Linked DNA regions of Homo sapiens: region 2 is linked to region 1. Evidence: chromatin loops called from intact Hi-C (ENCODE). Cell type or tissue: B cell. All regions are shown on one strand. Links, peaks and the distances in the headings refer to the core of each region. The heading gives the core; the rest is flanking DNA.

Region 1 (7,776 bases), core at 1-5,000:
AACCTGATTTTCCTATACTAAAAATGTACTCTTGAAATTATTCTTCCTTGGAAATGACTAATATTTAAGCATTTCTTTACCAGACCAAAAGTAGTATCTGCCCAAGGTCCTTAATTAAATAAATAAAATATGTGCACCTCATGCACACTAGTTGTTTTTTAATAGGGTACCCAAGTACAATGTACACAGCCAAGAGACAGGTTTTCCTTGTGAAGCAAGGTTTTTCTTTCTACCCCACCCCCATCTTTGGGATCCCATCCTTTTAGGGGTGCTCTTTTCTTAACCATTTCCCTATTTTCTACCACCAGGGCAATGCTTAGCTGATGTTTTCCATCTTCACCTCTGCATCTGCTTCCACACCCCCCAGCCTTGGTTTTGGGGGAAGAAAAATCTTTTTCTAACTGGTTCCCACAGCCACTTCTATGTTTTAAATTAAAATAATTTCTACTGTTTGAAGCTACCTGAGCCACAACACAGTGACAATCCCAAATTCCTAGACACTCCATTAGCTTTTTTCTTGAATTCAAGAACACTGCCTGTGCCGGATTTCTATCATTCTTCTACCATTACTATTTTGCTAGCTGGCTCATTATCCCAGCACCTCTGATTCTAATCTATCTGTTCAAAAGGGATATTCTCTAAGCCCCTCTTTCTGCAGACAGAAAGAACTCAAAGTCAGTACCACATTTTCCAAGGCCCCAGTTTATCTCCTTGGTTTATTATAAACAAGGGTGACCAAACCCTAGGCCAGAGTTACTTAAGGCCCTTGTAGAGTGCTCCCGAATGGTGCAGTAACCTCCAAAATGTCAGAGCTTCAATGCCAAAGCCACAAGGAAGACCACCCAAATCACAAAAACTGAGCAACTGCCATTACTTCCCAAGCCTGGGTGGGAAAGGAGACACCTGAAGAAATAACGTCTGTGTGTGTGCTTTCTTGCTTGCTCAATCTCTCCCCATTGCTGTTTTCCTCTGCCCCACACAGTAAAGAGTAAGTGCTGTATCCTCAAAGACCCTTGATTTTTGGTCAAAGAAAAAAGATATAAAAATAGAGCCTTACAGCTTCCTTGACCAGTTTTCTACTGGATTCGACCACTGCTTCTGTCAGTGTAAATTCCGTTTTAATCATCTCCAGCACATTGATAGCTGATTCCAGTGGTGTGAGCTCAGCCTCCATATCAAAGGAACAGTCTAGGACAAAGCACAGTTTTCATTTTTAAGCTCTTTTCTAAGGGTAAAAAAGTTATGTCCAAAAATTATATATATATATTTATGGAAATGGAGCATGCAAATATGGTAAGATTTGCATTTAATTTTTTGACATATTTGCTACAGGTTGACATACACGATAAGGGTCCAAATTCAAATCAATGAATTTAACGTGACCATTTTTTAACACCTGTCAAGACAGGCAAAAAAATTATTTTTAAATACCTGCATTTGCCTCTCAAATTCAGAATATACCCATCCTCCTCAGATACGAGTGGCAAGAAACTGACAACAGCTAAATAGCTTTCAAGTTAAATTCAGAGGGGAAAAATGTCAGAGTACTTCCACTCTGAAAAACTCTCTACCATGGGGGAAAAAAGATGTCCATATGAACATAACTCACTTTAGACAGGAGCAAAGTTGGGGTGAGCAATTAACAGGTGGGAGAAGATTTAAAAAAAACACAGAAAAGCAGCCAAGACAACCTTAACCGGAGAAAACTAGAGCCAGTCGAGCCAGAAAACAGACCCATCGTAGAATGAAAAAGACCACTCTGATGGAAACTATCGCACTTTAACCTGGAATCCTTCAGTTCTAGATATAAGTTTTAAAACAAAACCCTACGCAAGTAAGCCCAGAGAAGAACACAAAAATAGCCATACCTAAATTTTCCCCTTCTTCAATCCGCGACAGACACTGCATAACCCGCAGCAATCGGGACACGGTGTGCTCCTTCCCCAAGGGCCTGACAAGCAAAGCTGGGAGAGAAGACATCGTTGGCTGGGCGACCCCCAGTCCCGACTCCCGGTCCCCCGGACCCCCTTCCCCGGCGCTCCAACCCCCCTCCCCCGGCCCGGCCCTCACCCTGCATGATGTCCCGGATCTGTCTGAAGTCCCCGTACCGGCTACCCCGAAAGGCCCGCAGCGCCTCGTGGAAGTAGAACTTGAGCACCCAGCGATTGACTGCCTCTTCCAGCCGTGCCTCCCCCGCGCCGCGCTCCGCCGGGCCCCCCAGCCCCGGCTCGTGGCGCCCCCGCCGGGCCCGCCCGCTACTGCGGGACGCCCGCCTGCCAGCTGCCCGCCCGCTGCCGTCGCTACTCCCGCCTCCTCCCGCCATCGTGTCCGATCGCCGCGCGCCCTCCCCGCCCTCCCGGCCGGGCCGCTTCCTCGGCTGTGACGCCGCTGGGTCACGCACGACGCCCGGGCCGGAAGCGGGGCCCGCCGTCCCGGCTCCCGCGGCCATGATAGAAACAGCGTTCCGAGCCGCCCGCGGGCTTCTGGGAGGGAAAGGACCGGAGGGCCCGGCCCCCTTCTCAGACGCCGTAGTTCCCGATGTGCCGGCCGCAATGCCTCCTGGGGCTTGAAGTCCACACCGCCCAGGCCGGTGAACCCGGCGGGTTTTGCAGTCAACTTCGCTCCGAATTTACAGAAAACAGCTACTATGCTAGGGACGCGGAACAGTGTATTAGAGACTGAAAAACAGGCCGGGATCGGTGGCTCTACGCCTGTAATCCCAGCACTTTGGGAGGCTGAGGCGGGTGGATCACCTGAGGTCGGGAGTTCGAGACCAGCCTGACCAACATGGAGAAACCCCATCTCTACTAAAAATACAAAATTAGCCAGACGTGGTGGCGCATGCCTGTAATCCTAGCTACTCAGGAGGCTGAGGCAGGAGACTCGCTTGAACCCGCGAGGCGGAGGTTGCGGTGAGCCGAGATCGCGCCATTGCACTCCAGTCTGGGCAACAAGAGCGAAACTCCGTCTCAAAAAAAAGAAAAGAAAAAAAAGAAAACCAAATATGTGCACCTTATTAAACACTTTGAAAATTGTGGAAGAGAGCATACACAGAGGAAAGTCTTTAAACAAATTTGTATTTTAACAAATACTGTAATTATAAAGCAAAGACCAGTGTGATACCAATAAATAGAATGCACCTGGCAACCCAGCCGCTAGACATATACTCTTTGTAATCACAAAAATAACACATTTTGTTGTAGAACAATTAGAAAAATAAGCAAAAGGACCACCCATAGTCCCATAGAGGGTCTGAGTCACTTTCAGATATCTCTGATACTCTTGGAATTCACCAACTGGCACTTGACCAAATGGAGAACCTCCAGCTCAGACCTTAGTTCAGGATGGTGGTTGTGGGTGCCTCTTCCTGAGAGGCCCAGTAACTGGTCTAGCTTCAAAGATTGTCCTACCAGCCCCACTAGTCTGGAACCTGCAAAGATCCAGTTTGGGGCCACTCAAAGACAACTCAGAAGTGCAGGTGGCCATGTCCTTGAGGATGTGAATCCCATGCTGGACCTGTGAATTAATATCAGGACCTTAATATGTATAGTATCCTGGAAAGCCAAAAGTTCTATGAGGTACACGTTCCGGGATGAGAGAAGAGGCCTCTAGGTCTGACTGATCTTTGGTGATCATAGCTGCTTTTCTTTTTTTTCTTTGTTTTTCTTGAGATGGAATCTCGTTCTGTCGCCCAAGCTGGAGTGCAGTGGCACGATCTCGGCTCACTGCAAGCTCCGCCTCTGGGTTCATGCCATTCTCCTGCCTCAGCCTCCCGAGTGGCTGGGACTACAGGCGCCCACTACCATGCCCAGCTAATTTTTTGTATTTTTAGTAGAGACGGGGTTTCACTGTGTTAGCCAGGATGGTCTCCATCTCCTGACCTCGTGATCCGCCCGCCTCGGTCTCCCAAAGTGCTGGGATTACAGGCGTGAGCCACTGCGCCCGGCCCATGGCTGCTTTTCCATTCCAGCCTGCTTGCCTTAACCAGGAACCAAATCACTTGCCTTTATTTTAGTTTTTTTGAGAAAGTTTCACTCTGTAATGCAGGTTGGAGTGCAGTGGCACAATCGTGCTCACTGCAGCCTTGAACTCCTGGGCTCAAGTGATCCTCCTGCCTCAACCTCCCAAGTAGCTAAGACTACCAGCGTGTGCCACCATGCCTGGGTAATTTGAAATTTTTTTTCGTAGAATTAGGGGTCTTGCCGTGTTGCCCAGGCTGGTCTCGAACTCCTGGCCTCAAGCACTCCTCCCACCCTGGTCTCCTAAAGTGCTGGGGATTTCAGGGTTGAGCTACTATGCCTGGTGCCAAATCACTTGCCTTTCAATTCTAACTTTTTTTTTTTTTTTCTGAGACAGAGTCTTGTTCTGTTGCCCAGGCTGGAGTGCAGTGGCACGATCTTGGCTCACTGCAACCTCCGCCTCCCGGGTTCAAGTGATTCTCCTGCCTCAGCCTCCCGAGTAGCTGGGATTACAGGCGTGTGCCACCACGCCTGGCTAATTTTTGTATTTTTAGTAGAGACGGGGTTTCACCATGTTGGCCACGCTGTCTCGAACTCCTGGCCTCAAGTGATCCACCCATTGTGGCCTCCCAAAGTGCTGAGATTATAGGCGTGAGCCACTGCGCCTGGCCAGTGCTAACTCCTCTACTTGCTAGCTGTGTAACCTTGAACAAATCCCTTAACTGTCTCTGTGCCTCTGTTTCCACATCTGTCAAGCACAAATAATGAAGGTACCTCTTGGAAATTATACGAAAAGTCAATGAGTTGCTATTTCTAATGCCTTTAGCGAAGGGCTCAGCTTGTGGTAAGGGCTCAGTAAGTGTAAACTGTTTTTTGTTTGTTTGTTTGTTTTTTGAGACAGAGTTTTGCTCTTGTCGCCCAGGCTTGAGTGTAATGGCGCAATCTCGGCTCACTGCAACCTCCATCTCCCAGGTTCAATTGATTCTCCTGCCTCAGCCTCCCGAGTAGCTGGGATTACAGGAAAGCAGGAAGCACTTAAGGTTTTCAAAGAAGTTCCCTTAAAGAGACAGTTGGGTATTTGTGGTAGATAAAGAAGAGAATGATTTTGGGATAACCAGAGGATGATGGGACTTTGAAAAATGAGGAGAAAATCCATCAAGCAGGACACTTATGATTTGCGCACTTTATGTAAGTCATACCTTAATTTTGAAAAAATAAAAGAAAAATGAGTTTTTTTTGATAGAGGAGAGTAGGAGACTTTCTAGGCAGGTCCTGGATGAGTTAATAAAAACAGCTTATACCGGCCGGGCGCTGTGGCTGACACCTGTAATCCCAGCACTTTCGGAGGCCAAGGTGGGTGGATAACCTGAGGTCAGGAGTTGGAGACCAACCTGGCCAACATGGTGAAACCCCATCTGTACTAAAAATACAAAAATTAACTGGGTGTGGTAGCTGAAGCCTGTAATCCCAGCTACTCGGGAGGCTGAGGCAGGAGAATTGCTTGATCCTGGGAGGCGGAGGTTGCAGTGAGCCAGGATCCCGCCACCGCACTCCAGCCTGGGCAACAGAGCCAGACTCCGTCTTAAAAAATAAAGATGAAATAAGGCCTGTAAATAATGTCTGACAATGCTGGGTGCGGTGGCTCACGACTGTAATCCCAGCACTTTGGGAAGCCAAGACATGAGAATCGCTTGGGAGGCAGAGGTTGCAGTGAGCTGAGATGGTACCACTACACTCCAGCCTGGATAGAGTGAGCTCTGTCTTAAAATAACAATAGTAATAATAATAATGATAATAATAACTGGCCAGGCACGGTGGGTCACGCCTGTAATCCCAGCACTTTAGGAGGCCATGGTGGGAGGACCACCTGAGTTCAGGAGTTCAAGACCAGCCTGGCCAACATGGTGAAACCCCATGTCTACTAAAAATACAAAATTAACCGGGCATGGTGGTGGGCACCTGTAATCCCAGCTACTTGGGAGGCTGAGGCAGGAGAATCACTTGAACCAAGGAGGTGGAGGTTGCAGTGAGCCGAGAACATGCCATTGCATGCCAGCCTGGGCGAAAAGAGCGAAACTCAGTCTCAAAAAAAAAAAAAATTGCCTGACACATGCCAATCAAGCTAGCAAGGTTTTTTTTTTTGAGACAAGATCTTGCTCTGTCACCCAGGCCAGAGTGCAGTGGTGTGATCATGGCTCACCGCAGCCTCGACCTCCTGGGCTCCAGTGATCCTCCTTCCTCAGCCTCCTGAGTAGCCGGGACTACAGGTACATGCCACCATATCTGGCCAATTATTATTTTTTTATTTTTTTGTAGCGACAGGGTTTTGCCATGTTGGCCAGGCTGGTCTCAAACTCCTGGGCTCAGGCAGTCTTCCCGCCTAGGCCTCCCAAAGTGCTGAGATTACAGGTCTGAGCCACCAAGCTGGGCCTAGCAAGGTTTTTTTTGTTTGTTTTTGTTTTTGTTTTTGAGACGGAGTTTCGCTCTTGTTGCCCAGGCTGGAGTGCAACGGTGTGATCTCGGCTCACTGCAACCTCCACCTCCTGGGTTCAAGCGATTCTCCTGCCTCAGCCTCCTAAGTAGCTGGGATTACAGGCATGCACCACCGCACCCAGCTAATTTTGTATTTTTTAGCAGAGATGGGGTTTCACCATATTGGTCAGGCTGGTCTTGAACTCCTGACCTGAGGTGATCCACCCACCTCGGCCTCCCAAAGTGCTGGGATTACAGGCGTGAGCCACCACGCCTGGTCACTAGCAAGGTTTTTTGTTTTGTTTTGTTTTTTGAGGCAGAGTCTCGCTCTGTTGCCCAGGCTGGAGTGCAATGGTGTGATCTCGGCTCACTGCAACCTCCGTTTCCCGTATTCAAGAGATTCTCCTGCCTCAGCCTCCCAAGTAGTTGGGATTACAGGCGCCCACCACCACACCCGCTAATTTGTTTGTGTTTTTAGTAGAGATGGGGTTTTCCCATGTTGGTCAGGCTGGTCTCGAACTCCTGACCTCAGGCAATCTGCCCACCTCGGCCTCCCAAAGTGCTGGGATTATAGGCGTGAGCCACCACGCCCAGCCTCCACTAGAAAGGTTTTAAAAGTTAATAATCGGCCGGGCATGTGAACCCGGGGGGCAGAGCTTGCAGTGAGCCGAGATTGTGCCACTGCACTCCAGCCTGGGCGACAAAGCAGGACTCTGTCTCAAAAAAAAAAAAAAGGCCAAGCGCGGTGGCTCATGCCTGTAATCCCAGCACTTTGGGAGGCCGAGACGGGTGGATCACAAGGTCAGGAGATCAAGACCATCCTGGCTAACACGGTGAAACCCTGTCTCCACTAAAAATACAAAAAATTAGCCGGGTGTGGTGGTGGGCCCCTGTAGTCCCAGCTACTCGGGAGGCTGAGGCAGGAGAATGGTGTGAACCAGGGAGGCGGAGCTTGCAGTGAGCTGAGATCACGCCACTGCACTCCAGCCTGGGCGACAGAGCGAGACTCTGTCTCAAAAAAAAAAAAAAAGTTAATAATCCCCATTGTCAGGGAAGGTACTGTGAAGCAGACCCTTTCAGCCAGTGCTGGTGGCAGTGTTAAATCAGTACAACCTTTCTAAAGAGCAACCCAGAAAAAAATCAGCAACAGCCATAAAAATTCCATTGTTGAGAAAGTCATCGTGCAGGAATAATCACAGATAAGTAACAAGTCGTAAGTACAAGGATTTTTATCACTTCATTACTTATAAAGTAGAAAAAACTTGAACTGAAAAGATCTGATAATAAAATTATTAAGTAAATCATGGTTTGTTCATATTAAGGAATTTTATTCTGTTACGAAGGT
Region 2 (6,268 bases), core at 1,269-6,268, 55 kb before region 1:
ATTTCTAAAACTCTGATGAGCTCACAACGTTGACATGTATATGCGTTTTTTGTGAGTGCTTCCTGCTCAAAGTGGGAGAGATTTTACTGGAAATGCAATAAAGTTTGCATTTTATTGCTACCGATGCCCACCACAAAAGCGTTAACCTCAGAAAGCTATAAGAAGCATCAAAAGATTGCCATAGCCCCCTGTAAGAGCTTCTGAACATTGTCCAAATGAAAGGAGGCTCAGCTGAATTCTAATTTTCCTAAAGACCCATGTTTTTAGCATCTATGAGCTTTCTACAAATCTCCCCATTGGCTGCATCTCTGACCTTGCACCAGTATCTGGTTGGGATTCCCTTTTTTTTTTTTTTTTTTTTTTTTTGAGACAGAGCCTTGGTCTGTCGCCCAGGCTGGAGTACAGTGGCGAGATCTCAGCCCACTGCAACCTCTGCCTCCCAGGTTTGAGCGATTCTCCCGCCTCAGCCTCCCAAGTAGCTGTGATTACAGGCGCCTACCAGCACACCCAGCTAATTTTCATATTTTTAGTAGAAACAGTGTTTCGCCATGTTGGCCAGGCTGGTCTTGAACTCCTGACCTCAGGTGATCTGCCTGCCTTGACCTCCCAAAGTGCTGGGATTACAGGCATGAGCCACCAAGCCTGGCCGGGATTCCTTTTCAAAGTCTGGCTGCACCTAGAGCCAGTTTGCTTCTGCTTGGCCTCATGGGGCCTCAGAGAAAGCCACAAAGGAGGATGGGTCTTTCCTGGGTTCATTTAACTGCCATTTATAACACTTTTTCCTCTAAACAGCTTAATGGACTTCCTACTACTTGTATAGTTTGATTTTCAGGACTCTGTTCAGCAAGAATACCTACTTTACAAAACTCAGCATAAAAATGAGGTGAAACAGTTTAACTAAAACTGGAGTTTGGCTGGGTAGTGTGGCTCACAACTGATCCCAGCACTTTGGGAGGCCGAGGCAGGAGGATTGCCTGAGACCAGGAATTTGAGGCCAGCCTGGGCAACATAGTAAGACCCCCGTCTCTATCTTAAAAAAAAAATAAAAGAATAAAACAAGTTCCTTCACCTCTTGACAAGACAAAGCTGACACTTTTTTTTTTTGAGACAGAGAAAAAAAGAAAACTCTACAGCCAGAATCATACTTTTGAGTCTCGCTCTGTCGCCCAGGCTGGATGGAGTGCAGTGGCGTGATCTCAGCTCACTGTAACCTCCGCCTCCTGGGTTCAAGTAATTCTCTGCCTTGGCTTCACGAGTAGCTGGGATTACAGGTGCTCGCCACCACGCCCGGCTAATTTTTGTATCTTTAGTAGAGACAGGGTTTCACCATCTTGGCCAGGCTGGTCTTGAGCTCCTGACCTCGTGATCCACCCGCCCCGCCCTCCCAAAGTGCTGGGATTACAGGCGTGAACCACTGCACCTGGCCACTTTCTTAAACCTACACATTGGTTGCTGTGATATTAATTCTATTTTTACAAAATAAGTGTATAACCAGGAAGTACTAATCCTGCTTTCTATGCCCAATTGTTAACAGGAAAGGGCTCAGTGCACTTCTCAATTGTCACCCCTGCCCCCAGCCCTGATCCACGGCCTCTACCCCAAGAATGAGCCAAGAACCAGCTGCTCTAGGGATCTCAGCAGCAAAATCCTGCCCAAGGCTGTTAAAATGTGTGGGCACTCATTTACACTCGTGCTGTCATGAAACACATCCTTGAACAGGGACTATTCTCTTTCATTTCCATAAGCAAACTGGCGTCTAAGGCCACAAGCCCTCCGTAAAAATAAGAACTCGGCACAAATGGCCAGTCACATGCTTACCTGCATTTTTAAAGACAGCTTTCAGGTATTTGGGGACTACATTATTACCAAACCTTGGCTTTGGGAGATTATACAGGTCCGAGGAACTCGTGTCTACTGCAGACGAATGCAATTACCCCACCTTCCTCCATACAGAATTGTTAGGAAATGTCCACTCCTTTGGGGGTGATTTTTCTCCTCAAGTTGTAGCCAACATTTTGTCCGTAACTGATTTCAGGGCAAACATTTCTGACATCTTCCTCCAGCTCAGTCTGCCATGCCTTGGCAATCCAGTTTCCTGTCATATGCGAGCCATCCAAGTTGATGCCAAGTAAGATTTGCCCAGCTCAAAGTGAAAGTGTTTGCGTCTTGGTATCCGGAATCCTCAGCCCCAGTAGCAAAGCTTTAGTCATTCACCTTCATCCAATAGACGTTTGTGAACGTCCTGCTGTCCATTTTGTCAATAAACAGGCAGCCCTGCAGGTGGTCCATCTCGTGCTGGATGATGCGGGCTGCCCACCCGCTCGCCTGCCACACCACCTGTTCTCCATTGGGGTCCAGCCCTGCAAAGGAAGTTACAGCCCTGGTGAGTGGGAACAGCTGAACTGCATCATCCTCAACCTCCCTACCCCTGCCCCCGGTCCTGGCTGTTCCCATTGACAAGAGGCAACAGCAGATGGCAAATGTAGACAGCAGCTCCTCTTCTAACTGGAAAACGTCCCTCATCTCGGTCCATTACCAAGCGTTCAACCTGGTTCCCAACTCTGGTAATTAGGTTATCGAGCTCACTGTAGAGCTGAGATGAGAAATCATCTTTCTACGGTGCGACCCTTCCGAACACTCCTCCCACTTCTGAGGTACCTGTGGGCTCCCAACTCCTAACAGAGGTTCTGCAGCTTGAGACCCCACTTGTTTTTCTGACCATCTTGAACCGACGGGCTTGCTGTGCAGGAACAATCACCCCGACCCCAGCAGAGCCCGCATTCCGCGAGGCATCCTGTGGTACCACGGGGGAATGGCCTAGCCCCCTGGGCTGGGTCAGGCTGGCGGGGGCTAACCCCCACTTCTCCAACTCCACCGTGGCGGATCTAACTGGGGCCGAAGAGCGTGTTTGCCTCAGAGAGCAAGGGAGCAGAAAGCAGACGCCAGGCTGTCAGGTAACAGCGGAACTAGGGGACCTCTCCTCGCCCCTGCGTCCTATCTGAGCGGGCTCTACCCCACAGGAGCTTCTATCCGTCCTGAGGCCTCTCCGCTCCCGCATCCCACTTCGCTCCTGCGGGAGGTCCGGCGTATGAACCGCGACCACTTCTGCGCTCTCGCGGAGTCGGGCAGAAGAGACGCGCGCGCTGCTCCAGCAGCCCCGGTCCCCGCCGCCCGCACCTGAGATCTGCACCGCCTGGAAGCGGGGCACGCAGGCCAGGAAGCCGGCGACGCTCTCGCAGCCCTCGGGAAAGGTGACCAGGCGGCTGTCAAGCACTCGCAGGCTGGGGTTCACGAACACGCGCAGGGGGAAGGGCTCCATTTGGCGGAGCGCGCGCTGGCGGGGCGGGCACTCCCGACACAGCGCCTCGGGGAGCTCCAGCGCCAGCACCTGCCGCGGCACCCCCAGCTGCGGCGCGCTTAGGCCCACGCAGCGCCGCCGCCGCATCACCTGGACCAGCCGTTGCGTCAGCCGCTGCAGCTCGGGCCCGCCTAGCTGCGCCCGCTCCACCGGGGCCGCCACGCCGCGCAGCACCGGGTCCCCGACTTGGCACACGTGCGAGAACGGCGGTTCGGGAGGACCCAGCACCAGACGCCTCAGGTGGCGCCAATAGGAGCGCCGCAGCGCCGGGCCCTCGACGCCGTCCGGGGCGGCCGTGGAGCTGCAAGCCCGGACACCGACGGCTGCCGCCCCGCCCCACGGCACGGCCGCCCACAGTGGCCAAAGACTCAGCGCGCCCCACAGCCGGGCCATGGCGGCCCCCTTAACAGTGACCCGGCCCGCCCCTTCCGGCCGCAGCGCGGGGCACGCCGGGAAGCGCCGTCGGCCAGCACACAGCGAAGCCGCGACTGGATCCCCGCCTTCCTGCTTAGACTGGCAGTGAGCACCGCCCCCTTCCGCTCTCCTCCCGGGAGCGCCTTCCCGCCTCCCGAACCCGCCCCGGACCTTCCAGGGCGAGGCAGTCCTGGCCACCCCGCGCCGGGAACCTCACGCACCGCGTTCTGGAGGCAGGGGACGCCGGCTAGGGCCCCACGCTGGGCGGTTCGGCCTGCGTCTCCGCTCGCCCTCCCTCCGGGCAGGCTGGGCCCGCGGGCTCCAGGCGTGGCTCCTCGGCGGGAGGCTCTGGTGCTGGAGCTGTGAGCTCGGGCCCCAGCGCCTGGTCATCCAGGGTGAAAAGCGTCTCTCTCTTTGGCAGGATAAAGGCGAGGGGCTCCTGAATGGCGCCGATGTTCACATGCCCTAGGTTACCGTACTTGGAGAGCTGAGTGGGAGGAATGCCTAACCCAGACGTGGGGAAAGCAAAATGGAAAACAGTTACTAATAAAACTCAATATAGAAATTTAAGGGAGGCCGGGCGCGGTGGCTCACGCCTGTAATCCCAGCACTTTGGGAGGCCGGGGAGGGGGGGGCGGATCACCTGAGGTCAGGAATTCGAGACCAGCCTGACCCACACGGAGAAATCCCATCTCTCTTAAAAATACAACATTAGCCGGGCTTGGTGGCGCAGGCCTGTAATCCCAGCTACTTGGGAAGGCTAAGGCAGGAGAATCGCTTGAACCTAGGAGGTGGAGATTGCAGTTAGCCGAGATCGCGCCATTGCACTCCAGCCTGGGCCACAAGAGCAAAACTCCGTCTCAAAAAAAAAAAAAAAAAAAAAAAAGGAAATTTAAGGGAAAAAAAACGAGCCATTACTATTTTTTTTTTTGAGACAGTCTCGCTCTGTCGCCCAGGCTGGAGTGCAGTGGCGTGATTGCTGCTCACTGCAACCTCTGCCTCCCAGGTTCAAACAGTTCTCATGCCTCAGCCTCCGTGGTAGCTGGGATTACAGGCGCCCGCCACCATGCCAGGCTAATTTTTGTATTTTTAGTAGAGACGGAGTTACTATGTTGGCCAGGCTGGTCTCAAACTCCCAACCTCAGGTGATCCATCCGCCTCGGCCTCCCAAAGTGCTGGGATTACAGGCATGAGCCACTGCGCCCAGCCATCAATTACTATGTTTTAATACAGCAAAAACCACCTTTGTTACAGGGAATGGGAAGCTATACTGTGAAGCAGAACGTAACGGAACAGCAGTGTAGGGTGCCTGCAGCAGGAACCCAGACCTCAGGCAGCACCAGGGAAAAAGCAGAGGGCAGCCAGGCTTTGCACGTGTGATGCACTGACCCATTGCCCTTTGGGAAGCTGTGCCTCAACCAAGCCCCTCTCCTACCACAAAGGGACAAGGACGTGAAAGTGAATTGGAAAAAAGACTTTAGGACGGGCGTGGTGGCTCACGCCTGTAATCCGAGCACTTTGGGAGGCCGAGGTGGGCGGATCACAGGTCAAGAGATAGAGACCATCCTGGCCAACATGGTGAAACCCCGTCTCTACTAAAACACAAAAATTAGCTGGGCGTGGTGGTGCGAGTCTGTAGTCCCAGCTACTCGGGAGGCTGAGGCAGGAGAATTGCTTGAACCCGGGAGGTGGAGGTTGCAGTGAGCCAAGACTGTGCCACTGCACTCCAGCCTGGCAACACAGCGAGACTCCGCCTCAAAAAAAAAAAAGACTGTAAAAACCATTTCTCTAGATATTTCACATAAATGGAATCATACGTATGTAGTTCTTTTGTGACTGGCTTCTTCCGCTTAGCCAGATACAGCCACATAATGTATGATTCCATTTTTATGAAATGTCCAGAAGAGGCAAATCTATGGCAACAGAAAGTAGGTTGCCAGGGACTAAGGATGCTGTCGAGGAATGACTACAAACGTGCATGAAGGATCTTTTTGGAGTGATGGAAATATTCTAAAATTGGATTCATATTTACTAAAAAACACTGACTTACACAAATGGATGAATTATTTAGTATGTGAATTACACATCAGTAAGGCAGTTTACAGAATTTTCATTCTCTTACCTAAAGTCTGTGCTATCTGAGCTGGTGGAAAAAGGACTTGGAGACAGCGATTTAAATACGGAACAAGGTCTTCCAGGAAGACAGTGCAGAACTGGACAAAGAGCTCTTGCTCCCCGCTGCTGAAGGCAGCCTCTTCAGCGCGATGGAAGGCCAGGATTATTTTAGTTACCTAAGAGACAAGGGCACCGTCAATTACTGGGACAGCCTATCACCACTGGGACAGCAGTGCATGAAACTAGGCAAAAAAATGTATGCCCCTCCAGTTTTCCTGAACAAAGTAATTTAACAGTACATTATTTTACTGTCTCATTTAAACTCAGAATTATGGTCATTGTCCACAATTGTGTCACTTTATTAATGTGAAGTTCAGACCC

What was found. A loop is a pair of places that touch in the nucleus more often than their neighbours do. Peaks named below come from ENCODE experiments on the same cell type or tissue, not always from the same donor. Only the 100,000 strongest peaks of a DNase experiment are listed, where the experiment ranks them.
Region 2: it touches region 1 in a loop (9-fold over the local background); 34 of 110 quality-filtered maps call a loop at or near these places.

Annotation. Positions count from the first base shown.
Region 1 is chr16:69,383,523-69,391,298 of GRCh38, forward strand. TERF2 (telomeric repeat binding factor 2) reads right to left here and starts at 2,485. Exons shown (of 10, transcript NM_005652.5): 1 at 2,071-2,485; 2 at 1,869-1,964; 3 at 1,058-1,188. The coding sequence starts at 2,449. RefSeq lists a silencer at 2,101-2,480. In B cell, for the core only: a CTCF peak has its summit at 2,184; a DNase peak (open chromatin) is centred at 2,449; H3K4me3 peaks cover 2,500 bases; H3K27ac peaks cover 3,052 bases.
Region 2 is chr16:69,326,820-69,333,087 of GRCh38, forward strand. COG8 (component of oligomeric golgi complex 8) reads right to left here. Exons shown (of 6, transcript NM_032382.5): 4 at 5,895-6,063; 5 at 3,994-4,276; 6 at 1-2,360. The coding sequence ends at 4,020. It overlaps PDF (peptide deformylase, mitochondrial), which reads right to left and starts at 3,769. Exons shown (of 2, transcript NM_022341.2): 1 at 3,178-3,769; 2 at 94-2,360. The coding sequence starts at 3,751. The coding sequence ends at 2,203. It overlaps VPS4A (vacuolar protein sorting 4 homolog A), which reads left to right. Exons shown (of 11, transcript NM_013245.3): 11 at 1-120. RefSeq lists enhancers at 3,135-3,782, 4,431-5,078 and silencers at 3,407-3,786, 3,817-4,206. In B cell, for the core only: no CTCF peak of the experiment used is centred there; a DNase peak (open chromatin) is centred at 3,822; H3K4me3 peaks cover 1,831 bases; H3K27ac peaks cover 1,661 bases.